Regions from separate parts of the Homo sapiens genome. Here regions 2, 3, 4, 5, 6 and 7 are each linked to region 1. A link is a loop called in an ENCODE intact Hi-C map of the cell type or tissue named here. Cell type or tissue: HCT116. All regions are shown on one strand.

The links. Peaks named below come from ENCODE experiments on the same cell type or tissue, not always from the same donor. Only the 100,000 strongest peaks of a DNase experiment are listed, where the experiment ranks them.
Region 2: a loop joins it to region 1, with 9 times the contacts of the local background. A loop is called at or near these places in 24 of 110 quality-filtered maps.
Region 3: a loop joins it to region 1, with 6 times the contacts of the local background. A loop is called at or near these places in 28 of 110 quality-filtered maps.
Region 4: it touches region 1 in a loop (12-fold over the local background); 34 of 110 quality-filtered maps call a loop at or near these places.
Region 5: a loop joins it to region 1, with 7 times the contacts of the local background. A loop is called at or near these places in 5 of 110 quality-filtered maps.
Region 6: it touches region 1 in a loop (6-fold over the local background); 31 of 110 quality-filtered maps call a loop at or near these places.
Region 7: it touches region 1 in a loop (10-fold over the local background); 29 of 110 quality-filtered maps call a loop at or near these places.

Annotation. Positions count from the first base shown.
Region 1 is chr5:141,037,902-141,041,901 of GRCh38, reverse strand. No RefSeq gene overlaps it. Among named protein-coding and RNA genes, the nearest start is that of PCDHB1, 11 kb to the left of the region's middle. RefSeq lists enhancers at 1-1,286, 482-1,416. In HCT116, CTCF peaks have their summits at 505 (motif pointing right) and 1,540 (motif pointing right); DNase peaks (open chromatin) are centred at 641 and 1,591; H3K4me3 peaks cover 1,415 bases; H3K27ac peaks cover 400 bases.
Region 2 is chr5:140,839,229-140,843,228 of GRCh38, reverse strand. All of the region lies in intron 1 of PCDHA1 (protocadherin alpha 1), which reads right to left. All of the region lies in intron 1 of PCDHA2 (protocadherin alpha 2), which reads right to left. The region is part of intron 1 of PCDHA3 (protocadherin alpha 3); the gene reads right to left. The region is part of intron 1 of PCDHA4 (protocadherin alpha 4); the gene reads right to left. It also overlaps PCDHA5, PCDHA6, PCDHA7, PCDHA8 and PCDHA@. In HCT116, a CTCF peak has its summit at 2,083; a DNase peak (open chromatin) is centred at 2,078.
Region 3 is chr5:140,854,061-140,858,060 of GRCh38, reverse strand. All of the region lies in intron 1 of PCDHA1 (protocadherin alpha 1), which reads right to left. All of the region lies in intron 1 of PCDHA2 (protocadherin alpha 2), which reads right to left. All of the region lies in intron 1 of PCDHA3 (protocadherin alpha 3), which reads right to left. The region is part of intron 1 of PCDHA4 (protocadherin alpha 4); the gene reads right to left. It also overlaps PCDHA5, PCDHA6, PCDHA7, PCDHA8, PCDHA9 and PCDHA10, and 1 more gene. In HCT116, a CTCF peak has its summit at 2,218 (motif pointing left); a DNase peak (open chromatin) is centred at 2,190.
Region 4 is chr5:140,880,799-140,884,798 of GRCh38, reverse strand. The region is part of intron 1 of PCDHA1 (protocadherin alpha 1); the gene reads right to left. The region is part of intron 1 of PCDHA2 (protocadherin alpha 2); the gene reads right to left. All of the region lies in intron 1 of PCDHA3 (protocadherin alpha 3), which reads right to left. All of the region lies in intron 1 of PCDHA4 (protocadherin alpha 4), which reads right to left. It also overlaps PCDHA5, PCDHA6, PCDHA7, PCDHA8, PCDHA9 and PCDHA10, and 4 more genes. RefSeq lists an enhancer at 456-1,040. In HCT116, a CTCF peak has its summit at 2,077 (motif pointing left); a DNase peak (open chromatin) is centred at 2,078.
Region 5 is chr5:140,724,603-140,728,602 of GRCh38, reverse strand. All of the region lies in intron 1 of LOC105378198 (a long non-coding RNA gene), which reads right to left. It also overlaps VTRNA1-3. Among named protein-coding and RNA genes, the nearest start is that of ZMAT2, 26 kb to the right of the region's middle. RefSeq lists an enhancer at 2,365-2,659. In HCT116, no CTCF peak of the experiment used is centred here; a DNase peak (open chromatin) is centred at 2,452; H3K4me3 peaks cover 1,037 bases.
Region 6 is chr5:140,866,791-140,870,790 of GRCh38, reverse strand. The region is part of intron 1 of PCDHA1 (protocadherin alpha 1); the gene reads right to left. All of the region lies in intron 1 of PCDHA2 (protocadherin alpha 2), which reads right to left. All of the region lies in intron 1 of PCDHA3 (protocadherin alpha 3), which reads right to left. The region is part of intron 1 of PCDHA4 (protocadherin alpha 4); the gene reads right to left. It also overlaps PCDHA5, PCDHA6, PCDHA7, PCDHA8, PCDHA9 and PCDHA10, and 3 more genes. RefSeq lists enhancers at 1-45, 46-721. In HCT116, CTCF peaks have their summits at 1,204 (motif pointing left) and 1,893; DNase peaks (open chromatin) are centred at 1,210 and 1,870.
Region 7 is chr5:140,925,030-140,929,029 of GRCh38, reverse strand. All of the region lies in intron 1 of PCDHA1 (protocadherin alpha 1), which reads right to left. The region is part of intron 1 of PCDHA2 (protocadherin alpha 2); the gene reads right to left. All of the region lies in intron 1 of PCDHA3 (protocadherin alpha 3), which reads right to left. All of the region lies in intron 1 of PCDHA4 (protocadherin alpha 4), which reads right to left. It also overlaps PCDHA5, PCDHA6, PCDHA7, PCDHA8, PCDHA9 and PCDHA10, and 5 more genes. RefSeq lists enhancers at 518-1,029, 1,591-2,148. In HCT116, a CTCF peak has its summit at 2,425; DNase peaks (open chromatin) are centred at 2,389 and 2,991; H3K4me3 peaks cover 1,524 bases; H3K27ac peaks cover 1,194 bases.

The sequences.
Region 1 (4,000 bases):
AGCACTCTGATAGTTTATGTATTAGGCTTGGAAAAAATAAAAAACAAGAGTTTTCATCCTAGAATTCCCACCACCTCTTACCAATTCCTAAATATAGTCACACTTTTCATCTTCCAGAAACTGAGATCAGAGTAGCACTCTCGGCTAAGCTTCCTGGAATATTTTTGGCTAACAACATAGTGCTTCCTTAGTATTTCTTTCAGTAAAATATACCCTGTGGAAGTTTTAGTAAATATTTCTAAATACCTATATATACAGATACTTTAAAAATACCTATTTGATTACAAGATGTGTTGGAAAAAATGCTTGGAGAAATTTAAACATATTCGTAAATTATTTTGAGTAGAAGCGAGAGATCACTCTGAAAATTCTAAATTTTTCCATTTCTCTTTAAAAATAGGCAGATCTCTCAAAAAAACCACTTCCTGACGCCCCAAATCTTCAATTTGTGTCTTTTAAGTTTTAAGTCTTAATCCAAAGAACCCTTTACACTTTATCAATAGCATTTTCCTCATCTGCCACCAGGTGGCAGGTGGATCCACTTTTCGGAACGCGACCCCGACCCCGCCCTACCGGAAGCTGTCATGTAAAGGAAATCTCTCTGGCCACGCCCAGAGTTCAGCACCATGGCCACGGACAGCGACACCGCCCAGTTCGGTCCCATGACTCGCTGCAGAGATTTTCACCACACAAAGGAAATGGCCAATCCCAACTGGTTCCAAGGGTCGCGTGACTGGCTAATTTACAATGCCAGAGGTGGAGGGGGGTAGGAACCCCTTGTTTTGGGATTTTTAGCCTGGAGGAGGAACAGACTGATATTAAATAATACACCATATTGCAAAATCCTGTGGTTGTTTTTCTCTCTCTACTCTCCAGAATCTCAGTGACTCGTAAATGCTGTCTTGCTGTACAGGGTAAAGGGGCTAGATTACCCAACCTCCGTGTGTTGGTTTATTCCGACAAAATGCGTAAGACAGCAAAGGCGGTACAAAAGTCAGTGTGCGTTATGGCGGCCAATACCTCGGCTTGCACAAAGCTGCCTGTCAGCTTTCCTAAGACACCAGCACTGGGACGGACTACATTTGCTTTTTCTCGATTTCCAATTAATTAATCTCGGAAACACAAACAGCAGCTGATTTTTTTGTTGTTGTTGTTCGCTTGAAATTACTATTTAAGGCAAAGACACTGGAGTGAAACACGAGTGTGTTCTAGAAGTAATGGTTTAGTTGTTATCTTCAGTTGCTTAGCGACTAATTAGACAAGAAGAGAACTTGTGGGTGGGGATTATTTGCGTTTTAGAACGGCAGAAACCAGGGGCAAATGAAAATGAGTTCAGGGGCTAGCGTTTAGAATCAATCTAATTAAATCTCAGTGCTGGGGAAGTAAGCAGCGCTAAAGAGGAACAGTAGGCAGTTAAGGTTCACAGGTGGGTTAAATTAAGCCGAGTTTTTGTTGTAATTTTTCCGTACCATATGGATTGCTTTCTCATTCCCCGTTGTTTTGGCGGCGACAAATTCGGATCTTTAACCAGCAGAGGGCGAGTCGACTGCATTTTTCAGCCCTCAGACACTCCCTCTTCCTCCCTTCTCTGCCCCTGGGAAATTAATTTACTAAGCTCTTCAAATACAGACGAAGCTGAGGAAGGTGTTGTGGAAGGCGAGCAGCGCGCAGGACTTGGCAGAGTGCCCGCCCTGTCAGCCTTGGATGTGTGGCTGCACCGCACTCCTGACGACACGGATCTCCTTGCTTGGGGCTGCAGAGGGGATTGCAGGGGTTGTTGCAGTAGGAAGCGGGGATGAAAAGCACCCCCATGCCCAGACGCCATAGATATTTAGGATCACTAGCTTCAGAGAACTGAGAGGGCCAGAGGTAGCCTAATAAAATGAATGTAAACCATGAAGTTGGAAAAGAGGAAAGAAACCGTTTACGTCTCAGGGCCAATACTCAGTGAGCTGGAACAATAACCAAAAGGGAGGGGCTCTGCTCTGGCTTTGCCTTTCTGGGAAGAAAAATTGGAGGATGAGGAGTAGGGAAAGGGAGAAGATGAGGGCAAAGACTAAAAGTTTGGCTGAGTCATCTTTAAAAGACAAGCAAAGCAAGCCAGCCCAAGGGAAGAGACAATGAAAGCAAGCCTGCCAGAATGCATTGCAGAGCAATAAAGCATGCTGTACAAAGTTAATTTATTGTTGGGCGGAGCCCTCCTCATTCTGGAGGGGCATACCACTTGCTCCAGAGGGATGATTTACTTTGTATTGTAAGACTTTGTAGAATCCCCCTGGCAGGCAGCCAGAACTCCCATTAATTCAGCATGTCCTTTCTCCTTCACATATTTATGTCTCAGAATTCGTCTAACTCGGTTTCAAACTAGTAAAATTAATTTTTTCTGGAGGCACTAAACTAAATTTTATGCAGTATTGCATTTTCTCTCCTTCAGTCATTAAATTTCTGTAGTGCTTGTGTTTAAAGGACACCATTTTATTAATAAATTCAATTCATAAGATAGTATTATATTCCCTTGGAGTTGGTATTGGAGAGGACAACAGTAAGATATCTTAAGATAGATCAACACTTTTCAGAATGCATGATTTGACTCACAGTTTCATGGCCAATTTTACAGATAAATTGCACTGTCATGGTGTTTTGCAGCACACCTGTGTTTCTGTAGCATTTCCCCTGTAAAAGAGCACTTGTAAATTTCCAGTGCATACACCCAAAATTTATTCATGTTGTTTCAAGATCCAAACAAGTGCCTAGTAGTATTGGCTAATATAATCTCCCCATAGAAACAAGAATTATCTTTTTAAAACCTAAGTACTAAGTCAGTGAGCAGGCACTTAATGAAAGAGAATATCCAAATAGCCAATAAGCATATGAAAAGGTTTACAACATCCTTAACTGTTAAAGAAATGGAAATTTAAGCCACAACTAAAAGCCTGTATCCATCCAAGAGCATGGCTAAATAAATAAATAATAAAAGCTGACATTTTCAAGCCTTGGAAAGGATGAAGCAACTCCAACTATCACACAGTACTGGTGGAGTGTAAATTGTTACAATCACTCTGAAAAGCTGGCAGCAATTTACTAAAGTTCAATAAAACATACCCGTAGATATGCACTCTTAGGTATACATCCAACAGAAATGCCTACGTGTATGTACAAAAAGACATAGACAAGAATGTTCATCATAGCTCAAACCTGGAAGCAATCCAAATGGATAAAGATGTTGTTGTTGCCATATACAGTAACATACACAGCAATGACAATTTTTTAAAAACTACTACATGCAACAATATGTATCAGCCTCACAGACATAATGCAATGTTTAGCAGGAAAAAAATCAGAAACAAATTTTTCTATGATTCTATTAATTTAAAGCTCAATAATTGTATAAACTACCCTAAGATGATTAAAGTGAGGATAGTGGTTGCCTCGATGGAGATAAAGACTGGAATGGGGAATGAGGGAGACTTCAGGATTTGGTAATATTCTATTTCTTGACATGAGTGTATTCACTGCAAAAATCTATTAAACTGCACACTATGATTTGTGCATATTAAGTATGGTATATTGCAATAAAAATATACTAAAAAATTTTACTGATGCAAATTGTATGTATTTATGGAGTACATGTGATAGTTTGTTTAAAAGACATAAGACAGATTATGTTGCACCCATGCTTAAAACAATTCAATGTCTTCCCATTGCATTGAGAGTAAAATCTAGATTCCTTAATATGGCCTACAAGGCCCTGCATAAACAAATCCTATCTAAATTTCCAATCTTATTAACCACTTCCTCCCTCAATTACCACACTTCAATTGCCCTGACCTTCCAACAGTTCCTAGAACATTAATCAATCTCTTTTCAGTCTTGGGGTCCTTGAGCTTGCTGTTTTCTTTACCTGGAGTGGGTTATCACCAGCTCTTTGCATGACATGTTCCTTCTAATATGTCAACTCAGATTAATGACGTCTCTTTAAAGAAGCTTTCCTTGACTCCCA
Region 2 (4,000 bases), 200 kb after region 1:
ACACGAGTGGTGCTGATCTCGCCCGTGTACAGCCCCACGCGGAACGGGATGCGAGGGCTGCTTGCAGCTGGCTGCAGCTCATACGAAAGCCACGCGTTGTAGCCCGAGTCGGCGTCCACTGCGCGCACCTTCGCTACCACGTGGCCCGCGCCCACAGACCGCGGCACCAGCTTGCTCGCTGCGCCACCAGTGCCACCCACCCGAGGCTCCAGCAGTGCCGGCGCGTTGTCATTCTCGTCCAGCACGAACACCTGCAGCGTCACGTTGCTGCCCAGAGGCGGCACGCCCGCGTCGCGCGCGCTCACCTGGAACTGCAGCAGCTCTAGCTCCTCGTGGTCCAGCGGCTGCAGCGCGTACACCTTGCCGCTCTCCGTGTGCACCGAAATGTAGCTCGACAGCGAGCGCTCGCCCACCCGCCGCTCCACAAGCGAGTAGGACACCAGCGCGTTCTCCTGCGCGTCCGCGTCTCGCGCAGACACCGTGAAGATGTGGCAGCCCGGCGGGTTGTTCTCCTTCACGAACACCGTGTACTCGGGCTGCGCGAACGCCGGAGCATTGTCGTTCACGTCGGCCACCTCCACAGACAAGCTGGCGGTGGCCCACAGCGAAGGCGAGCCCCCGTCCCGCGCGGTTACCACCAACTCATAGGCCGACACTCTCTCGCGGTCCAGGGCGCTGTCCAGCACCAACGAGTAGTAATTCTTGAAGGTGGACACCAGCTTGAAGGGGACATGGGGCATCAGGGAGCAGGTCACCTGCCCGTTGGCACCTGAATCGAGGTCGTTCACGCTAATTAGGGCGATGACAGTACCAAATTGAGCGTCTTCACGTACAGGCAAGGATAAGGAAGTCAGTGCTATCTCAGGGACGTTATCATTTTTATCCAAAATTCTCACTAAAACGGTGCAATGACCCGCCATGGGAGGATGGCCTTTGTCCGTGGCGTCAATGAGGATTTTGTATAAGTTTTCTTGTTCAAAATCCAAATTACCCCGAATCACTATTTCTCCCGTATTTCGATCTATGCTAAAGTGGTCAATAACCATAGTTTCAACAAGGCTATTAAAAGAATATGAAATTGCCCCATTGGCTCCTTCATCCGGATCAGAAGCATTCAGTTTGATAACTGTTGTTCCGTTGTCTGCGTTTTCGAATATTCTTACTTCGTATTCAGACTGTTCGAAAGTGGGAGCATTATCATTCACATCCAGCACTGTGACCAGCAGCTGAACAGTGCCTGTGAGCTCAGGTTTGCCCCCATCTGTGGCTGTCAGGAATAAGTGGTGCGCAGGAGCGTCCTCTCTGTCCAAGGATTTTCTTAATACGAGCTCAACCAGTTTATTCTCATCGTTCTTTGAATTCACATCTAGCATGAAGTAATCATGAGAGCTAAGCCTGTAGGTTAACACGGAGTTAGCTCCAACATCTGCATCGGACGCGCCCTCTAGCGGAAACCGAGAGTCTGGCATTCTGGATTCTGAAACAAACAGCTTTTGGTCTTTTACCCGGAACACTGGCGGGTTGTCATTAACATCCTTCACCTCCACGTCCACATGGAAAACCTGCAGCGGCCTGTCCACGATCACCTCCAGGTGGATGCTGCACTCCGCGCTCCGCCCGCACAGCTCCTCGCGGTCGATCCGAGAATTCACAAACAAAATGCCATTCTGCAGACTTACCTCCAGAAGGTCCCGGTGTCTTTTGGACGCCACCCGGAACAGGCGCGGCACCAGCTCCGCCAGCTCCAGCCCCAGGTCCTGCGCGATCCGGCCCACGAAGGTGCCGTGTTTGGCCTCCTCGGGGACGGAGTAGTGGAGCTGGCCGCTCCCCACCTTCCAGGCTGCGAGGAGCAGAAGCAAGAGTAGTAGTCGCCAGGATCCCAGCTCTCCTCGCCAGTGATAATCCATGTTAAATAGTCGTTTCCTATCAGAAAATATTATCTTAATATAAAGATGAACGACTGTACTTTCAGAGTCTTTTAATCCAATTCCGCTGCATCTCCCGTTGTTCGGCCTTTAGAGACAGATGCTGTCAGAGAAAAGACTTTGAACATTGACCAACCAGAACTTCTTGGTAGACAGCGACATCATGTGGCTTCAAAAGGTAATGATTACATGAATTACTTCCGCAATATCTGGGTTCTTCTATGCACTTTCTATTTCTTTATCATAATTTAATAGTAAATCCTTAACTTTATCAATTGCAGAGGCATTCATACTGTCTGGCTCCTTACATTAGTTTCAGCTAGGGATTTCTTCTTCATAAGGAAAGGAATTTCTTCCCAATATTTCAAATATCGTATCAATTAATAATAAATTTAAGTATGACCTGTATGTCATGGATATCAGAAATGTAAACTGTCCTCCATAGTTTCGTGTGGAAGAAATGCATTAATATTTATTTGGTCACCAGAAACACTGGTATATATTACTCTGAGGTGAGCATATAATTCTAACTTTTCTACATTTTATCTTCTTGTGTTCTTATTGTTAAATTTTTGCTTTTCTTTATTCAATAAATGTCAAATTGCCTGAACCGTTTTATTTACTAAAGTAATAAAAATGTATGTGCATATTCTTTACACTATTTCTCTATATCTCTATAGCTTGTTAAATTCAGCCTCTCACTTAAAACATTTTCCTTTATGATTTCTCTGACATGCCAAACTCTAGCAGTATTGCCATCATTGGCTTGTTAGTTCTTCATCTTTCTTCTGCTCCAAAAAGTGAGTATTTACCAGAATTATGCCTTTAAACTTTTTTCCCCAACTTTTTATTTAACGTTTCTATTTCCACGGCTTTAAACTAGCCTATTATTTGAAGTATTCTTAACTCCATATCTGCAACCCCCTATTTTCATTTTCTACCTGACATTTTTACCTGTATACCCTAACATTGCCTAGAAAATGAGTCGACCAAAGTTAAAAGAATATCTAATCAATAATCACCCAAAACCCAAATCATTAAAAAATCACAATTTTTATAGCATAGTGATTCTCCACATTTACTCATATGTATTTTTATGACTTCTTTTCCTTTGCCTACCATATTTAAAATTTGTATACATCCCATCTCTCCTTTCACGTGTGATAATTTCTGTCCTTATTAGTACAGCTTTCACTCGATTTCACTAAAATCTTCAACAAGTTTATCTTTCTATTGACTAATTGTCAAGACATTAGACTTCCATCTGGGAGATACGCTACGTGACCATGAGCCAATCTTCTCAGTGCTAAGGCTAACCACTTTCCAATAGGAGTCATATTTTACAGAAAATATGTTGTCTCCTTCTTGGCACACTCTTTGTTCAAGGTTTTTCTTCTATTACTTCATCTTTTTCTGTCAAAATTCTATTCATCTTTCAAAGTCCACCTCAAAAGTAAATTCTCCATGGATTCATCATGAATGCCTTCATAGTAGGCAATTAAGAGCTCCTCCAAATTTCTACAAAATTCTTACCAAAAACGTAGGTTAAATAGGAAAGGCAAATAAGGGTATTTTCTGTGAAATGATTTAAATTTGTCATCACATTATTTACCCAAAAAAATCTCTGTAGTTGACTCTAAATAGTAGCAAACAATTTGTAAAGAAAATAGTATTTCTCGATATCTCAGGAGTTTGAGACCAGCCTGGGCAACATGGTAAGACCCCATCTCTACAAAAAATACAAAAATTAGTTGGGCATGGTGGTGTGTGCCTATAGTCCCAGCAACTTGAGAGGCTGAGGTAGGAAGATCACTTGAGCCCAGGAGGCAGAGATTGCAGTAAGCCCAGATTGTGCCACTGCACTGCAGTCTGGGCTACAGAGTGAGACCCTGTCTCAAAAATAATAATCATCATCATCATCATAATAATTGATGAATACAGCTTAGGTGGCTAAGGAGGATCCCCTATCAACTTCAGGTATTTCCCAATATAAATAGGATATTTAAAACTTTAATAATATGCTAGGAAGGTTTTAAATATACATGCATGTAAGCATAAAAGCAAAGCAATAAAAA
Region 3 (4,000 bases), 180 kb after region 1:
CCCTCCACAAGCGACACAAGCACAGTGGCCGTGGCCGTCAGCGACGGCTCGCCATGGTCCTTCACCAGCACCAGTAGGCGCTGGCGTGGCGAGTCAGTCTCATCCAGAGCGCGCGTCGTACTGATCTCGCCCGTGTACAGCCCCACGCGAAACGGGATGCGTGCACCAACCGCCGCCGACTGCAATTCATACGACAGCCACGCGTTGTATCCAGAGTCAGCGTCCACTGCGCGCACCTTAGCCACCACGTGACCCGCAACCACCGACCGCAGCACCAGCTCACTGACTGCACCGCCCGCGCTGCCAGCGGGAGACGCCAGCAGCGCGGGAGCGTTGTCGTTCTCGTCCAGCACGAACACCTGCAGCGTCAAGTTGCTGCCCAGAGGCGGCACGCCCCCATCGCGCGCGCTCACCTGGAACTGTAGCAGCTCCAGCTCCTCGTGGTCCAGCGGCTGCAGCGCGTACACCTTGCCGCTCTCCGCGTGCACCGACACGTAGCTCGACAGCGAGCGCTCGCCCAACCGCCGCTCCACCAGAGAGTAGGACACCAGGGCGTTCTCCTGCGCGTCCGCGTCCCACGCAGACACCGTGAAGATGTGGCAGCCTGGCGGGTTGTTCTCCTTCACGAACACCGTGTACTCGGACTGCGCGAACGCAGGCGCGTTGTCGTTCACGTCGGCCACCTCCACAGACACGCTGGCCGTGGCCCACAGCGGAGGCGAGCCCCCGTCCCGCGCGGTCACCACCAGCTCATAGGCCGACACCCTCTCGCGGTCCAGAGCGCTGTCCAGCACCAATGAGTAGTAATTCTTGTAGGTGGACACCAGCTTGAACGGAACGTGAGGCGTCAGAGAGCAGGTGACCTGTCCGTTGGCTCCTGAATCATGGTCAGAAACGCTGATTAGGGCAATGACGGTGCCCACTTGAGCATCTTCTTTCACTGGGAGAGACAGAGAAGTGACAATCACCTCAGGTGAATTATCATTTTCATCCAGTAGTTCCACTAGGACCGTGCAGTGACCAACCATAGGTGGGTTTCCCTTATCTGTAACATCTACATGAATTTCATAAGTGTTACTGTCCTCAAAGTCAATAGCATCATTTACTTTTATTTCTCCCGTCCTTTCGTTTATCCAAAATTTCCTTCTTATCGTGGGTGGGACCAAAGAGCTAAATGAATACATCATTTCCTTGTTTATTCCTTCATCCGAATCAGAAGCGTTGAGCCGTATTACTAATGTTTGGTTCACTTGATTTTCATACATCTTAACTTCATAAACCGGTCTGTCAAAGATAGGGGCGTTATCATTGGCATCTAACACCAGGATCAGCAGAGAAACAGATCCGGTAAATTCAGGTTTGCCTCCATCAGTTGCTGTCAACAACAACTTTAGCTGAGGATTTTCTTCACGATCCAGCAGCTTCCGCAGAACAAGCACTGGGAATTTGTCTTTGTCTTTTTTGTTTATAATATCAAGAACAAAATACTCATTTGGACTGAGTTTGTAAGTAAGCAATGCGTTCTCTCCAACATCCGCATCAGATGCGCCTTCTAGTGGAAATCGAGAGTCAAGCAGTCTGGATTCAGGTATTGAGAGCTTTTGTTCTGTTACGGAGAACCTGGGCGGGTTGTCGTTAATGTCCTTCACTTCCACGTCCACATGGAAAACCTGCAGCGGCCTGTCCACGATCACCTCCAGGTGGATGCTGCACTCCACGCTCCGCCCGCACAGCTCCTCGCGGTCAATCCGAGAATTCACAAACAAAATGCCATTCTGCAGATTTACCTCCAGAAGGTCCCCGTGTCTTTTGGACGCCACCCGGAACAGGCGCTGCACCAGCTCCGCCAGCTCCAGCCCCAGGTCCTGCGCGATGCGGCCCACGAAGGTGCCGTGTCTGGCCTCCTCGTAGACTGAGTAGTGGAGCTGGCCGCTCCCCACCTCCCAGGCTGCGAGGAGAAGAAGCGAGAGCAGCAGACACTGGACCCCCAGGCAGCTACATCTGGAAACCATCTTATCCTTCTCTTGTTTTACAAATCGACGAATCAGCGGTCTAGAACGCACATACGATCTGACATTTTCTGTCCTATTTCTTATATCTATTTTTTATCGAAATGGCTGAGATCTCAGAATGACGCTACTTCCTAGTCCTTGAGAAACTGGCTGATGCCTTTGTTCTAAAAAGCTATTTTGTGGACGACAGCGACATCCGGTGGCTTTAGGTGTAAGTACGATTCCATGAGTTCACAACTTTTCTTTCATTCATATGTTAATTCTTTTTTTACGTATTTTTATGTCTATGGACTTTCAAAGCCTCACATTACGTCTCTTTATAGTTAATAACAATAAATGTTGATCCCACGTGCAATGTTTTCTTAAATGTAGACTCTCAGAGTAGTGATTTCTTCCCTAACCACATGATTATCAATAGCCGAATTTCAAAATGCCCTTAATATTTGCATACTACTGAGTATACTAATATTTTATTAAATGACAACTTTAGTTCCATTTAAGTTCTGACACTTAACTTACTTCTCTTTCTCATTATTTTGAGATTTAATAAGGTTTATTTAGACACTAATGTCAAGCATCAACTATCTGTGAGGTGTTTATAACTCCGAAGATCTAGTCATCACTAGAATTTAGAGATCATTAGCTTCAACATCAGACATTTCTCCATTTAGATTCCTATTATCCTACTCACTAGCCACATGACTTGGGAAAATCGTTTAACCTCTCCCTCCCTCATGTTCCAATTTTATAACTTTGGCCTAATAGTAATACGGTGGTTGAGTGAATTATAATATAGTAAGTGCTTGCAATAGTACCTTAAGGAGAATGAGTGCTTCATAAATGGAAACTATTCTCAGGCCTCAATTTGGCCACATTTGTTTTCATGAGGCTCAATACCAAATTTGGCTCATCAGGCAAAATTATTACCTATAGAATGCCTTAATTATTGCTACTGCACAGGCTGAGAGTGGTGGTTTCTGTATTTAAGAAAACAGAAAAGTACTATTACAGAAAAATCCTTTATACAAGAAGTTTCATTTTATAATATCTTACACGGGCAAAAAGAATCTTAATTATAATTCTGAATAAAGTAATTAAGAAATTTATTATTTCTGCTTTCAGAGGCAAATGCTTTCAACCCTGTTATATTTACGCTTTTCAAATGCCCAAAAGACACAGTTCTGAAATATATCTAGTAATTTTATCAATGTCAGTGAAGTTTTTCATCACCACTTGCAGTAAAAATATTTTTTTCTCTCTCAAAGTTCTTGAAATCAAATATTCAGGAATGAAAATGTAATATATCTGTGCTGCTGAAAAAAACTTGAGTTTTCTGTCTTTCCAAGAAAGGAAAACTTAACAACAGACATATTGGTCTTATGCAAGGGTTAATTTATTTTATTTAATGATGTTTTGACTTTTCTAAAGAATATTTTTAAATGTGTCAATTACTTTAAACTTTTTTTATTAAAATCTGAATGACAGAGCAACAATATTTATGAATAAGAAAACTGACAGAAATGGGTGTCACTTAATCCATCAGTTTATGTGTCCTACTAAATTCTGTTTCTATACTTCTCTACTCCTCTGGAATGCCTCTTGCATCAAAATTCATTCAAATTCTGATTTTAGAGATTACTTTTTTATAAACCCTGAATTAAAATGTAATGAGTTATGTATCAAAATATCAACGTTTGTTTTAGCTATCTGGAGCGTAAAATAAGTTTGCCATTGATCAATCATCTCCACGCACAAAATAATAAAAACTAAACTCAATTTCTACTAATGTACATTTTATACCAAGTGATAACATAAATATCCCAATGTAGATGTCCAATATTGAATAAAAAGTAGGGAGTAGTTAAACTACTCTTTTTTTTTTTTTTTTTGAGACAGAATCTTGCTGTCACCCGGGCTGAAATGCAGTTGTGCCATCACAGTTCACTGCAGCCTCAATGTCCCAGGCTCAAGCGATTCTCTCGCCTCAG
Region 4 (4,000 bases), 160 kb after region 1:
TAAATTCGATAACAACTAGCAAAATTAAAATTAAAGTAAAGAATAATTTGAAATTGGCAGGAAAGATGTCTTAAACAAACAACTGCAAGGAAGGCTAAAGTGTTTACTAAGACAATTTTTTAAAATATAAGCTTACCTCTTTCAAGCATTCTGAGTCCTCCTCCCTCTGGCCTGTTCCCTCTGCAGAACCCAGACAAGGAGGAAGGCTGGGACTGAAGGCCATGAGGTCCGTCTTATGCGGGCCCTCCCCAGAGCACACCCTCGGCCGCCTCTGCTGCGAGTACGACCAACTCCCTGCCGCGCTGGAGCACACTAGAGTGGGCTTGCCCGGCGCGCACGCGCCCTCGGTGGGCGGTGCCGAGCACCGCAGCGCAGTATACAGCAGCAACGTGAGCACCAACAGGCTGGACACCGCGCAGATGGCAATGATCAAGTAAACATTGACATCCACCAGCGCCGCTTCTGGACCCACAGCGCCTGCCGACGCCCTCGACGAAGCCTGTGGCGCTTGGCCGCTCTCCACCAGCGACAACAGCACCGTTGCCGTGGCCGTCAGCGCGGGCTCACCGTGGTCCTTCACCAGCACCAGAAGGCGGTGGTGCGGCGCGTCCACCTCGTCCAGAGGGCGCGTCGTGCTGATCTCGCCAGTGTACAGCCCCACGCGGAACGGGATGCGCGCGCCGACCGCCGCCAGCTGCAATTCATACGAAAGCCACGCATTGTAGCCCGAATCGGCGTCCACCGCGCGCACCTTCGCCACCACGTGGCCTGCACCCACCGACCGCGGCATCAGCTCGCTCACTGTGCCTCCCGCGCTGCCAGCCCCGGGCGTCAGCAGCGCCGGAGCGTTGTCGTTCTCGTCCAGCACGAACACCTGCAGCGTCACGTTGCTGCCCAGAGGCGGCACGCCAGAGTCGCGCGCGCTCACCTGGAACTGCAACAGCTCCAGCTCCTCGTGGTCCAACGGCTGCAGCGCGTACACCTTGCCGCTCTCCGCGTGCACCGACACGTAGCTCGACAGCGCACGCTCGCCCACCCGCCGCTCCACCAGCGAGTAGGAGACCAGCGCGTTCTCCTGTGCGTCCGCGTCCTGAGCAGACACCGTGAAGATGTGGCAGCCCGGCGGATTGTTTTCCTTCACGAACACCGTGTACTCGGGCTGCGCGAACGCCGGCGCGTTGTCGTTCACGTCGGCCACCCCCACCGACACGCTGGCCGTGGCCCACAGCGAAGGCGAGCCCCCGTCCCGCGCGGTCACCACCAGTTCATAGGCTGATACGCTCTCGCGGTCCAGGGCGCTGTCCAGCACTAATGAGTAGTAGTTCTTGTAGGTGGACACCAGCTTGAAGGGGACATGCGGCGTCAAGGTGCAGGTGACCTGTCCATTTGAGCCAGAGTCACGATCGGACACACTGATTAGGGCAATAATGGCGCTAGGCTGAGTGTCTTCTCTGATGGGGAGTGACAAAGAAGTGATGGTAACCTCTGGGGCGTTATCATTTACATCTAGTACTTCCACCAAAAGGGTACAATGACCCGCCATTGGAATATTTCCTTTGTCAACTGCCTCCACGGATATTTCATATAATTTCTTTTCTTCGAAATCTAGTTTGCCTTTTGTCCTAATTTCTCCATTGTTCGGATTTATGGTAAATGCATATACCACTGCAGGCCATACAGGCCTTCTAAATGAGTAAACTATATCTCCATTTGTACCATCATCAGGATCTGTGGCATTTAGCTTGATCACTAATGTTCCATTGAAGGCGTTCTCTAACACCGTCACTTTATAAACGGATTGGTAAAATTCCGGGGCGTTGTCATTCACGTCCAGAATCGTGATGAGCAGCTGAACTGTGCCAGTCAGCTCGGGTTTACCTCCATCACTGGCTGTCAGTAATAAACTATGTTCCTGAATTTCCTCTCTGTCCAGTGTTTTCCTCAGTACAAGTGATAATGAAGACATTTGCTCAAGACTGTTTTGTGCGTCCAAAGTGAAATAATCGTTGGGATCCAGTCGGTAGGTCAATGCCGAGTTTACTCCAATATCTGCATCGGATGCGCCATCTAGTGGAAATCGAGTTTCCGGAGGTCTAGATTCTGCAATGATTATTCGTTTCTTGCTTTCAGGGAATATGGGCGGGTTGTCGTTAATGTCCCTCACCTTCACCTCCACATGGAAAACCTGCAGAGGCCTGTCCACGATCACCTCCAGGTGGATGCTGCACTCCGCGCTCCGCCCACACAGCTCCTCGCGGTCGATCCGAGAATTCACAAACAAAATGCCATTCTGCAGATTTACCTCCAGAAGGTCCCCGTGTCTTTTGGACGCCACCCGGAACAGGCGCGGCACCAGCTCCGCCAGCTCCAGCCCCAGGTCCTGAGCGATGCGGCCCACGAAGGTGCCGTGTTTTGCTTCCTCGGGGACGGAGTAGTGGAGCTGGCCACTACCCGTCTCCCAGGCTGCGAGGATCAGAAGCCAGAGCAGTAGTTGCCGCGGTCTTGGGCCTCCTTGCCAGGAAGACAGCATGGTACACTCCAAAAACCTCAGAGCTATCTGCAATATATACAACGCCTTACCTCAAACTGTCTCTCAAGGCCCAATTTTTATGGCTTCCTAGTGCGGAAGGATTCGCAAGAGGTATTCCGCTTTCTGCTATATTTTCTGCAGGAAGAAAGAAACGGCGGCTTTCTTCGCGGAAACGTTCTCAGTGAAGAGCGACACCATGCGCATGAACGTGTAAGTGTAAGTATGACTCAGTCTTCATATTTTCCATTGATGTAGTATTTTTTTGCCCCTTGCATTTCCTGACATTTTCACTGCAAATATGTAATTGAAGATTAAATGTTTACCTTCCCAGAAACAGCAAATCACTGCATTCTGCTCAACATTTTATATTAGCTGACAATTGGTTGATGAGTTTCATTTTGCCACAAATTTATTTTTCCATGTGTAAGAATTCCATGCAGAACTTTAAGACAAAGAATATTCGACACTCGTTTTGGGACAATTGATCGGTAGTTCTGCATAGTCATGTAGGTTTTTGTGGTACTGTCCTCTTCCTGTAATATTTTTCAAGACCTCCTCACACAACAGCCATTGACTCCAAAAGGAAACATAACAATCACATAAGAATAAAATCGGTGAAGGTGAAAAATATTGGTAACTGATATATCAGATTTTGAATAAGCACATCATATTAATAAATTTCCCTCAATGTGACTTGAGATGTAGATAAGATATTTATATTCAAAAGAAAGTGTTCAGTCAATATGTGTGGGATTTTGTATGTGAGTGTGTGTATGTGCATAAACACAATAATTTAGCCACAACAATGCTCTAAGGTTTTGGATTCTGTTTTTATAAAATATGCCTGGAACTAATATCCTATTGATTTAATAGAATTTAACTTACCGCCGCCGGCTGCAATTCATACGAAAGCCACGCATTGTAGCCCGAATCGGCGTCCTGGTTAAATAGAATTTAACCAGGAGGTTAAAGTTTCCATTTTCTCTCTCCATCTTACTTCATCATCACTGAGTAAAACCTTGCCGTCATTTAAATTGACTTTAATTTTCCAAGAAACAACAGCTAGACAAAGATGTTAACATATCTTTAGCAAGGAAAAGAGGAAGAGGATCTTACTTTTATCTATTGTTATAACTATCTCTACCAAGCCACAAAATCCCAGGCCAAATGGTGTAATGAAAAATATATCATAGCTCCAATAATTATCTGGCCTGTTCTGTGCACAACTCTATAGGAAATGACTGTTGGGTTTATTTCCATAGCTCTGCTCTCCTCTGAAAATTTAGGCAGAGTATTTGGTATTCTCTTACCCTCATCATCCTCTCCTGCTCCATTACTTTTACTAACATAGTATTTCTCTTCTAATTCTTTCTATCTGGCCCTACATTTCTTTATTTACCTCTTCACATAATTAGACTACATAGTCAACCATTTAAAATATGCCCTTCCAGACACTCTAGAGTCATTCAC
Region 5 (4,000 bases), 310 kb after region 1:
TAGAGGGAGGTGGAGAGTTATTAGTTAATGGGTATAGAGTTTCAGTTTTGAAAGATGAAGAGTTCTGGAGATGGATAGTGGTGATGGTTGCAAAACGGTGTGAATGTACCTACCACCACTGAGCTGAACATTTTAAAATGGTTCATATGCCAAATTTTATATTCTGTGTAGTTTACCACAATTAAAATTTTTTATGGAAAACAAAAACAAATGTTCTGGCTTCCAGATTCCTATAGAACAACACCAGTTACCTAAATTTGAATCTCTCCACACATCCTATAAACAAACAAAACTAAGGAGAACGAATAAAACCATCCATGGCTACAATATAATTTACAGACAGAGAAAATTATAAACCCCATTTTATATAAAAGCAGGTATATACATCCAAAACCAGCAGATCCAGTTACAGAGCCATGCTCTAGAAGAGAAGCCAAGATGGCACAGAAAGGCTAAACCACCACCAGAAAAAGAGAGTCCCATCTTGAGTGGAGAAATACTGACAATACGTCCGAGATCTGGTAGATGAAAGAACTGAGACAGATTTTAAAAGGGGGTGAAATTGTTTGAGACTGGCAATGGCAATGTTGCAAAGGCAAGAGGAAAGGCAGGAAGAAAGAGGCGACTTGAAGGGGAGGTACCCCTTCAGGGCTTGATGGTGAAGAAAAACGAAGCAAGCAATGAGTAAGAGTCCCAGGCTGGGCGCAGTCGCTGACTCCTATAAACCCAACACTATGGGAGGCCGAGGTGGGCAGATCTCTTGAGCTCAGGAACTCGAGACCAGCCTGGGCAACATGGTGAGACCCCCATCTCTACAAAAATAAAATAAAATAAAATACTAAATTTAGCCAGGCGAGGTAGTGCGCACCTGTGGTCCCAGCTACTCGGGAGGAGGCTGAGGCAGGAGGATCGCTTGAGCCCAGGAGGCAGAGGTTGCTGTGAGCAGAGATGGAGCCGCTGCACTCCAGCCTGGGAGACAGAGACAGGCTGTGTCTCGAAAAGAAAAAGAAAAAGAAAGTTAAGAGTCCCACAGAAATGAAACAGAATCACAAAATCAGAAGACATCAGCCAGTGCGCCACTCTAAAAAAAGAGGGCACTCTTGAACTAAGAAAGCTGGTAAGGCACCCAACCTCCTGCCTCATTTGCAGTTGCTGAAACTGGAAAATAAAATATTACAAAATGCACAGAAAATTGCAGACATATTATATAGAAAAAATTTAAGTGAAAATCTATATTTTCTAAAAAAAAAAAACTCAACATGATACCAGAAACCTGAAACATAATATTCCAGCCAAAATTAAATAACCTTAAACAATAATTTGGTAACATGAAAAAAAATGCCATGAATCAGAAAAATAACTCAGAACAGAAATGGACAAAGAACGAAATAACTAAGAAAACAGTTTGTTAAAAAAAAAAAAGCAGGAGAAATAGAAGAATAAAAAAATCAGAAAAAAAAACTAAATTATAAGATGTTCGAAGAGGAAGAGCTTTTACTTAAAATATAATAACTGGTATTGAGGAAAGGTATTAACACAGCCAATAAAATAAAAATAAAATCAAAAGAAAGCAATTCAGCCGGGTGCAGTGGCTCACGCCTGTAATCCCAGCACTTCGGGAGGCCGAGGCGGGTGGATCACAAGGTCAGGAGTTCGAGACCAGCTTGGCCATTATGGTGAAACCCTGTCTTTACTAAAAATACAAAAATTAGCCAGGTATGGTGGCATGTGCCTGTAGTCCCAGCTACTCAGGAGGCTGAGGCAGGAGAATCGCTTGAAAAAAGGAGATGGAAGTTGCAGTGAGCGGAGATCGCACCATTGCACTCCATCCTGGGCAACAGAGTGAGATTCCATCTGAAAAAAAAAAAAGCCATTCAAAGGATCAGACAGAAAGTGGCGTTGGTGTAGAGGCAAAGATCCAACATACATTGCAGTCCCTGAAGAAGAATAAAACAATGGAACCGATGTAATCTTCAAAACTATAATAAAAGAAACTTGGGTCTACATATCGAAAGGAAACCTAGGAAAAATTATATGGAATGATCAAGTCTGAGGTATATCTTAGAGCATCCATTAGATTTGAAAGAAAAACTCCTGTGGGCCTCAGGCAAAAAGGACAAGAAGATACAAATATACAGGTAACTGTTAGAACAAACACGTGAACATTACTGAACACTGAAAAAACTTTAAAAGTTAAGAGTTTGGTTGTGTTTGGATTTTAAGCACTTCCTTGCTTTCTAGCACTACGAGGTGCTCCGTGTCCATTTCTATATTTCCTGCCCACTACTAAAATCAGCCATTTCTCCAAGAAACCCTGGATCCTTTTATTATGGAAAGTGAGCTGAACTTCAGCAGTAAGAGGGCTGGAGAGCGCCCGCGGGTCTCGAACAACCCAGAGAGGTGGTTTGATGACACGCGAAGTAACCGCTGAGCTAAAGCCAGCCCAGAGGTTGCTTTCGGATTGTATTTTCTTGACTGGTGAGAAAGACCTACGTCACAAAGAGTGAGTCAAAACAACGGTGCTTTAGCTTGACTCAGCGACCTGGACTGTCCAATCCGCCGCTATCTCCAGGCAATTGCAGAGTGTCCATCTGGGGACATACAGCAGTGACAAGTACTCAGCCTTCCTCTAACCCCTGGAGAGCTCTTCCGCGGTTGTGCCCCCGGTTTATTCTCTCCTCAGCAGTCACCTGGTCCACAACTCTCCACACGCCCCCACCTCCTTTGCCTCCAGCTTTTGCGCTCCCAAAACAACCACGCAGGGTCACTTTGTGATCAAATCGACTTTTACAAGTAGAGCTTGGGTCATAAGAGTGGAGTCTTTACAAGGTGTAAATTGTATTTCAGACCTTATCTTAGAACTTCGCTGCTAAACTAGATAAACCTTACATCCTCTCCCCAGGGGAAACTTCCTGCGGCGCTTTTTTTTTTTTTTTTTTTTGACAGAATACCCCTCTGTCACCCTGTCACCCAGGCTGCAGTGCAATGGCCCCATCTAGGCTCAACCCATACGCCCCTCTTAGCCTTCCCAGTAGCTAGGACTACAGGCAGTCCACCATGCCCAACTAATTTTTTTTTTCCTGAGACGGATTCTCCACGCCGTTGCCCAAGCTGGATTGCAGTGGCAACAACTCGGCTCACTGCAGCCTCCGCCTCCCAGGTTCAAGCGATTCTCATGCCTCATCCTCCCAAGTAGTTGGGACTACAGGCATGCGCCACCACACCCAGCTAATTTTTATATTTTTTAGTAGAGAGGAAGTTTCACCATGTTGGCCAGGCTGGTCTCGAACTCCTGACCTCAGGTGATCCGCTTGCCTCGGCCTCCCAAAGGGCTGAGATTACAGGCTTCAGCCACCATGCCCAGCCTTTCTTGTTTTGTTTTGTTTTGTCTTTTTGTAGAGACAGGCTCTTGCTATGTTGCCAAGGTTGACCTGGAACTGGCCTCAACAGATCCTTCCACCTTGGCCACCCAAAGCGCTAGGATTACCCGTGTGAGCCTCCATGCCTGGCCTAAAAATTATTTCCATTTTTAATACTACAGTAACATCTATTATTTTTATGTGCACTGTAAACAGCTAATCTTTCTTCCCCAAATTCCTACTTTTCTCCAATTAACCACTGTTTATATTTCAATGTGTATCCTTCCAGTCCTTTCCCTCAATCTGTATATTTAACTGTATACAAAACATAAGGTTTTTCTTGGCTTGCTGGGAATCTTGGTTGTTGGATATTGTTTACTTAACAGCATGTCTTGGAGATCCTTCCAGTCACTGCATATAAACCTAAATCACTTGTATTGTAACAGCTGCATTATATTCAAGTATAAATGTACTAGTTTTAAGTTTCACTATCATAAAGCTGCAGTGATACACATCTTGGTACATATATGTACACATACACAAGTATGTTGTTAGAATATATGCTGGATTAAAGAATCTGCACACATATTTGGAGAAAGTTATGGGAGAAATGCAAGAGGCCTTGAGGGTGCCTGAAGCCG
Region 6 (4,000 bases), 170 kb after region 1:
CCGGCGCGTTGTCGTTCTCGTCCAGCACGAACACCTGCAGCGTCACGTTGCTGCTCAGAGGCGGCACGCCCGCATCGCGCGCGCTCACCTGGAACTGTAGCAGCTCCAGCTCCTCGTGGTCCAACGGCTGCAGCGCGTACACCTTGCCGCTCTCCGCGTGCACCGACACGTAGCTCGACAGCGCGCGGTCGCCCAACCGCCGCTCCACCAGCGAGTAGGACACCAGCGCGTTCTCCTGCGCGTCCGCGTCCCGCGCCGACACTGTGAAGATGTGGCAGCCTGGTGGGTTGTTCTCCTTCACGAACACGGTGTACTCGGGCTGTGCGAACGCAGGCGCATTGTCGTTCACGTCGGCCACCTCCACGGATACCCTGGCCGTGGCCCACAGAGAAGGCGAACCCCCATCCCGCGCAGTCACCACCAGTTCATAGGCCCACACGTTCTCGCGGTCCAGGGCGCTGTCCAGCACCAACGAGTAGTAATTCTTGAAGGTGGACACCAGCTTGAAGGGAACGTGGGGCGTCAGCGAGCAGGTCACCTGTCCGTTGACACCTGAGTCACGGTCAGACACGCTGATCAGGGCAATGACCGTGCTGGGCTGAGCGTCCTCTCGTACTGGGAGGGACAAGGAAGTCACGGCGACTTCAGGAGAGTTATCGTTGGTGTCCAAGATTTCCACCCAGACTGTACAGTGACCTGCCATTGGGGGAGTCCCCTTATCTGTAGCCTGTACTTCAATTTTATAAAACTTGTTTTCTTCATAATCTAAAGTTCCATTGACCCTCACTTCTCCATTATTTTGATCTAGTGTAAATAAGTGTCTTCCATTGGGCTTAATTGACATTAAGGAGTATGTTACCTCTCCATTGACTCCTTCGTCTCGGTCTGTGGCGTTTAGTTTGAGCACAAGAGTTTCTTTAGCAGCATTTTCCATAAGGCTCACCTTATATTCTGATTTATCAAACTCTGGATCATTGTCGTTGACATCCAAGACTTGGACTAACAGCCGAACGGTGCCAGTAAGCTCTGGTTTTCCCCCGTCTGTAGCTGTTAGCAGCAAATTAAGTTCCGGAGTTTTCTCTCTATCCAGAGACTTCTTTAAAATAAGTGACAGTCTTTTAATCTGCTTACCATTTGTTGGTGAATCTAAAGAAAAATACTCATTTTTACTTAGCCTGTAGGTCAATAGAGCATTCTCTTCAATGTCAGCATCAGAAGCTCCCTCTAGTGGAAAACGCGAGTCCGATTGCTTAGATTCCGCAATCAGCAGCTTTTGTTCTCTGAGCGAGAACACCGGCGGGTTGTCGTTAATGTCCTTCACCTCCACGTTCACATGGAAAACCTGCAGCGGCCTGTCCACGATCACCTCCAGGTGGATGCTGCACTCCGCGCTCTGCCCGCACAGCTCCTCGCGGTCGATCCGAGAATTCACAAACAAAATGCCATTCTGCAGATTTACCTCCAGAAGGTCCCCATGTGTTTTGGACGCCACCCGGAACAGGCGCTGCACCAGCTCCGCCAGCTCCAGCCCCAGGTCCTGCGCGATGCGGCCCACGAAGGTGCCGTGTTTGGCCTCCTCCGAGACGGAGTAGTGGAGCTGGCCGCTCCCCACCTCCCAGAATTCGAGGAGGAGAAGCCAGAGCTGTAGTCGTGGGGTGCCCAATCCCCTTCTCTGAAAACCAAACATCGCATACGAAATTGGCTTCCAAAATAAGCTTCTTTACACTTACAGTACCAGATTCTTCAGTTTCAGGTTAAAAATCTCGTTGAATTCTTAAGAAGTTTCAAAGGATCCTTAAACGGTGGCATCCGGTATGATGGAGTTCCTTTGTATGGGAGTGCCTCACTGTTCAGACCAACCTTTAAATGAACTTTCCACCAAGTAAAGAGCGACACCTTGCGCCTAAAACTGTGAGTACTGTGCACTGCATTTACCACCACAGAATTTCACGTGTTTTGGGTTTCTTCCCCCAAATATTTCCAACGTGCTTATTTATGGAATATTCAGATTATAAGTCATATTGAAACTAAATATATATGGAAATGGCATTGTATTTCTCGATTAACATCAAATTTAAATTATTGTGTCTATGTTTGACTTAACATTATAACATTGTTCTTTTACTTATCTAAAATACTTATACACAGAGTGAGAGAGAAAGAGAATTCAGTTGTTAAGGTGGCCTCATGAAAAACTAGGGTTAAACATTTCCTGAAAGTGTTGTTCCTCATATAAAAATACTATCAAATTTGAATTGTTTTACTTTCAGTCTCCCTTGTTACTTTGGCTGCTAGGGAACTCAAAGAAAAAATTGAAGTTTTATAAAAGCAGCTCTTTAGTGTTTATGTTCCACATGATCTATTCTCATCTCTGTGGGCTTGCATTTTCATATCTATTTTCTATAGTTCTCATTCTTTACTGTTATTTACATTTAATTGCTTTCTGATTATAAGTGACTTTATATTCATTGCAGAACAATATGAAAAACAAATATATTCATATTCTCAAACTTGGTAGTTTTAAAAAAGAATCCACAAAGGAAAAGTCTATTGATCTAGATGAGTTTTTATTTGACATATATTATTTCTAATGTAAGCCATAGTAGCATAATATGAGATATCAAAATTTAGCACTTTATGTAACAGAATCAATGATATGACAGAAATAGGCTTTTCAACTATAAAATAAATTTTATTATCATTTTATAAAATAAATAAAATCACCCTGAACATCTTTGTGCCATATTGGTATTTCCAAGTCACCAACATTGGTTTCCTTAATCTAATTCAGTTATATTCATGAAAATAGTTTGTTTCTTGTTGAAAGAATTTTGGGTTTGGGAGCAGAAGTTCATGGAAAACAAGGGAAGTGATTTTTAATTATACCTTCTGTAAGTACCTGATATTGTGCTTAAAACATAGAAAATTAATCAAACAATTCAACTAAATGGTAAATTACCTTAGTGCTTGTGGAAATGGAATTTCATAGAAAATGCTAAGTAAAATACAGGAATTGCTTATGAGAGTTTTCTTTGCCTGAAGTTGTAACTTGCTTGAATTTTCTTTGTCTTTTCATATACCCTTAGGATTTAGGAGGAAAAAAAGAAGATGCAACAAAATTTTAGAGTAGAAAGTGATTTAGAATAAATATCACTCTAGCTTAAATATTTTGTTCTATAGTTTTGATGGTTTATCTCCAATCTAAAAATACTGCAAGGGCATATGAAAAAGTTATCATATGTGTATGCTAATATTTTATATATATATTCAACTATTAATTTGAGATTTTGTTCTACTTTTTTCATATTTACTCTTTTCCCAATGTTGTCATAACACTAGAACTCTAATTCAGGTAAATGCAAAATTCTGTATTAAAAAATTAAAGGAGACATATCAACTTTTATAACCGTTAATTCCATTACGCATCTGTAAAATAATCAATCATAGTAGCCTCTAATCAAAACATAACATTAGACCAGATGACAGTATATTCAACATGATATTTGAAGCACATCAGGTTTATTTTGAACAAAAGGAAACAACAGATCCTCAATCACCTTATTATGGGAATTGGGGATGAAGATGTTACATGGAATGTGGAGTCTTGCGAGGTAGGGAAATGAACCTTAGAAGGTTTACTCTGGAAAAATGATAATATCACATATTTGAATTAAAACAATATGTTAATTTAGGTGTTAATTTCCAACAATACAGTATTTTGTGAATATATAAAGTAGTACTGAACAAACGCCAAGTCATAAAAGAGTTTGATATAGTGTATGAATCAATGACCCATCTTTTGCATTTTGGCTGTGATATTTCAGATGTCACCATCTCAACCAGCCCCTAGTGAAGAGATTATGCGCCCTTTGAACTCATCTTTGAGGATCAGCCTAATATCTGGGTATAGGCTAATACCAAGAAGTCATTTCAATACAGTTATTGTTAACTGATTTTGTAAAATCAATTGAAGATTAAGGAACTTTGTGCCTGACTTTTA
Region 7 (4,000 bases), 110 kb after region 1:
AGCCTGGGCTCTGGTGCAACTTGGTACACACGAAGAAAAGTAAGCACCCCAGAAATAAAAAGGAAATACAAGCCAAGGCAATTACTAAATACAAGTTCTGGGCAGAAAGCTGCCCTCCTGGTTCCCAGACATCTTCAAAGTCTGGAAGTAACTGAGGGACAGAGTTGCTCAACAGCACACCCAGAGTGACAGAGGAGGAAAGTGGTGGGTCTCCATGGTCCCGAACCACTACCACCACCCTCTGCTTAACTGCATCAGTGGGAAGAACTAAGCGAGCAGTACGGAGCTCACCTATATTGGCTGAAATTCTAAAGAGACTAGAGTCAGACGCCCGGGAGATGTGGTAGGAAAGCCAGGCATTAGAACCACTGTCAGCATCCTCTGCTACCACTTTTGTGACCAAGTGTCCAGTCCTGGCAGAGCGGGGCACAATTTCCACTGGGACAGAACCATTTCTGGGCAAGGGAAACAAGATAACCGGATAATTGTCATTCCTATCTACCACAAACAAGTTTATAGTCACTGTTGCACTTCTGGGAGGAATGCCACCATCCCGGCCTTCTACTTGGAAATGAAACCCCCTGAGCTGCTCAAAGTCAAAGGAAGTTTTGGCAGTGATGGCCCCACTGGATGATTCCACTGCCAGCAAGCTAGAGGCTGATGGCCCTTCAGAGATAACATCCAACAGCTCATAAGAGACAAGGCCATTCTTCCCCAGGTCGGGGTCCTGGGCAAACACTCGGCCTAGAGAGGCCCCAGGGCCATTGTTTTCAGCAACGAAAAGTTCCTGCTGGGGTTGAGGAAAGTTTGGTGTATTGTCATTCACATCAGCAACTGACACAGTGATTGTCCTTCGGGTGCTAAGTGGGGGTGAGCCACTATCTGAGGCCGTGATCAGGACTTGGTATTCACTGATCTGCTCCCGGTCCAGGGGCCCATCAATCAGCAGGCTGTAGTAGTTGTCAAAGGAAGCCGTCAGCTGAAAAGGGCCTGCACTAGACATGCCACAAATGACCCTACCATTAGAATCGAGGTCTTCATCCTTTACACTAAAGAGAGCAATCACTGTGCCAGGGGCAGCGTCCTCAGGTACTGGGTTCGAAAGAGTCAGGAAGTCCAGTTCGGGGGCATGATCGTTCACGTCAGTCACCTCCACCAGCAGTTTAGCGGTGCTAGCTAAACCAAAGACACCTTCGTCCCTCGCCTCAATGTATGCCTCCAAGAGCGTTTCAGGCGGACCTAGTGAAGCAGCTACTTGCACCTCCCCACTTTTAGGGTGCACGTGAAAGCGGTGTCGCAGCTCTGCTTGCGTGCTGTTGCTTAGGGAGTACTGGACTTCCCCATTGGACCCTTCATCTGGATCCAAGGCTTGAACTCGGAATAACACAGTCCCATTGGGTGCAGTCTCTGGAACCTTGGTGCGGTATACGGAGCGCTCAAATACAGGCGCGTTGTCATTTGTGTCCACCACAATGATGGTGACTTGTGCGTCTCCTGAGCGGGCAGGTAGCCCGCCGTCCCGAGCTGTAAGCACCAGCAGGTGGGTGGCGCGCTGTTCGCGATCCAGTGCTTTCTCCAACACCAACTCCGGGTATTCGCTGCCGTCAACCCGCGATCCCATGTCCAGGCGAAAGTGCTGACTGGGGCTTAGGCTGTAGCTTAGTATCCCATTGCTTCCCTCGTCGTCATCTTGGGCATTCGGGAGAGTAAAGCGGGCTCCGGGCGTCAGGAACTCGGGGATGTGCAGCTGCACGTCGCCGGCAGGAAAGAGAGGTGAGTTGTCATTGGTGTCCAGGACGTGAATCCGAATCTTGTGCAGCTCCAGCGGGTCCTCGAGCACCAGGTCGTAGGTCAAGACGCAGGCAGCTTTGGCCCTGCACAGCTGTTCGCGGTCCGCCGGCTCTCTGACCACCAAATTGCCGCTGGGTAGATCCACCCCGAAGTAGAGCTCGCGGTGGCTGGAAAGGAAGCGAAAGTTCCGCGAGGACATAGCGGCCGCTGGCAGCCTCAAGTCCGCGGAGAGATTGCCTACGGCTACGCCCCGCTCCGTCTCCTCCGGCACTGAGTACTCGAGCTGTCCCGCTGCAGCGCCGCAGGAAACCCACAAACATAAAACTGCCACCCCACAGCCCACCATCCTCCCTCTAGGCGTCCACGTTCCACCAACACGCTACACCAACGGTGACCCAGGACCATGCTCCGGACTCCTGGAGAGCACGAGCCGCGGGGAAGAGCACGCTCCTGCCGGCCGTCACTGCTGCGGGCTGGATACTCAGCGACCGCCGACGTTGCGCCTCCCGAACGCCGGCATTGCCGGGGCTGGCCAGCTGGGAGCCGGGCTTGCTAGGCTGGAGGCTGGGCAGCCGTCTGGGAAAGCGGAGCCGGCCGGGTGTTGAGGAGCGCAGCGCCGCCTAGGGGTGCAGAGACGAGGCCGCCCGCCCGGGCGCGAGAGGTGCTGTCTCCAGTAGCAGCGGGCTGGGGTCTCGACCACCACGCTGGCTGCGGGCGCAGGGCGGAGCCTGGGAGACGCCCCGAGACACTAACACTTCTCTCCTTAAACGGTGTTTTCTAGGACAACGCCCTGAGGCTGCCCAGATCTTAACCTCCACATCCTCTGCCCGCAGATTGCTGATAACTGTGGCTGAGCCCAGCTGGGCTCTTCCTGCCGCCCTTTGGGAGCCGCGCGTCGGGTCCCGGCGCTCTGACCCCGGCGCACCTCTCCGGCGGAGAGGGCGGGACTCAGCGTGGAGCTGCCGAGCGGAGGCGGCGAGAGGCGGGACGGTGAACGTGAGCGACCACACCTTCTAGGCTTAAGGAAACAGGAGCCCCCCGAAAGAAGTGCTGCGGGGGGCTTTCCGCGCTGGATCCTGCTGCAGAGCTTTCCGCGCTGGATCCTGCTGCGGGTTGAAGTCTGTCCTGCACCCTCTTGTATCCCAGGAGCTGCCAAGAGGGCAATAGAGACGACAAGGAGGGGAAGAAGGTTGGGGAATAGTGTCCGCATCAAACTGCCTCCGGACTCTGGCTTTTCGAGGCAGCGGAGCCAGCGAGCTCAAGGCTTTTTTTTTGCGTGATAGCAGTTTCTCCTTCTCCAAGAGGCTCTACTTGGGAGTGCTTTGCAAACGGCCCTTGACGATCTGGGTGAAAGAGGAGGTTATAAACCAGTCAATAGCAATAACTAGAAACTCAAAGACTTGACGACCCGTCCCCAAAGAAGACGTGAGAAGTGGAGGGGAAAGTACTGAGATACTCATTAGAGTTTGACCAGGAAACTACTCTGTAAATTTTCTTTCTGTAAATATTTAGAAAACACCATGAGGCAGGATAAGAATAGGCTAGATACCCACCCTCGCTTTATTATTATTATTATTATTATTATTATTATTATTATACTTTAAGTTCTAGGGTACATGTGCACAACGTGCAGGTTTGTTACATATGTATACATGCGCCATGTTGGTGTGCTGCACCCATTAACTTGTCATTTACATTAGGTATTTCTCCTCGCTTTTAATTTGGTCTTTTGCGTGGATATTGGGACAGTGATCAGTTCTATGAGAAACATCTCTGAGCCACAACAGATACACCCAAATTCTGCCTAACACCCTACAACCAGTTCCTTTCCCTAAGAAGGAGGCGAGCCAAAAGGAGACTCATTGACTATTGACTATGAAGCACTAAATTCCTCACTCAAATCCTTCTTTTAATACAGGTGCAATATGTCCAAAGCCCCAATAATGAAACATTTGAAAGGCAAAATCTGAACACAGATCAAGAATTAAAGTTTCCAGGACATATTTTCTGGTAGAAACCTGCCTAAAAGTATCGATAATTATTGAAGCTGGGTGATGGTACATTGGGGTCAATTACACAATTCTCTCAACTTTTGTGTATGTTTGAAATTTTTTTTCCTTCCTTCCTTCCCTCCTTCCTTCCTTCCTTCCTTCCTTTCCAGATGAGCGTGTTGCTTTGTTGCCCAGTCTGGTCTCAAACTTCTGGGCTC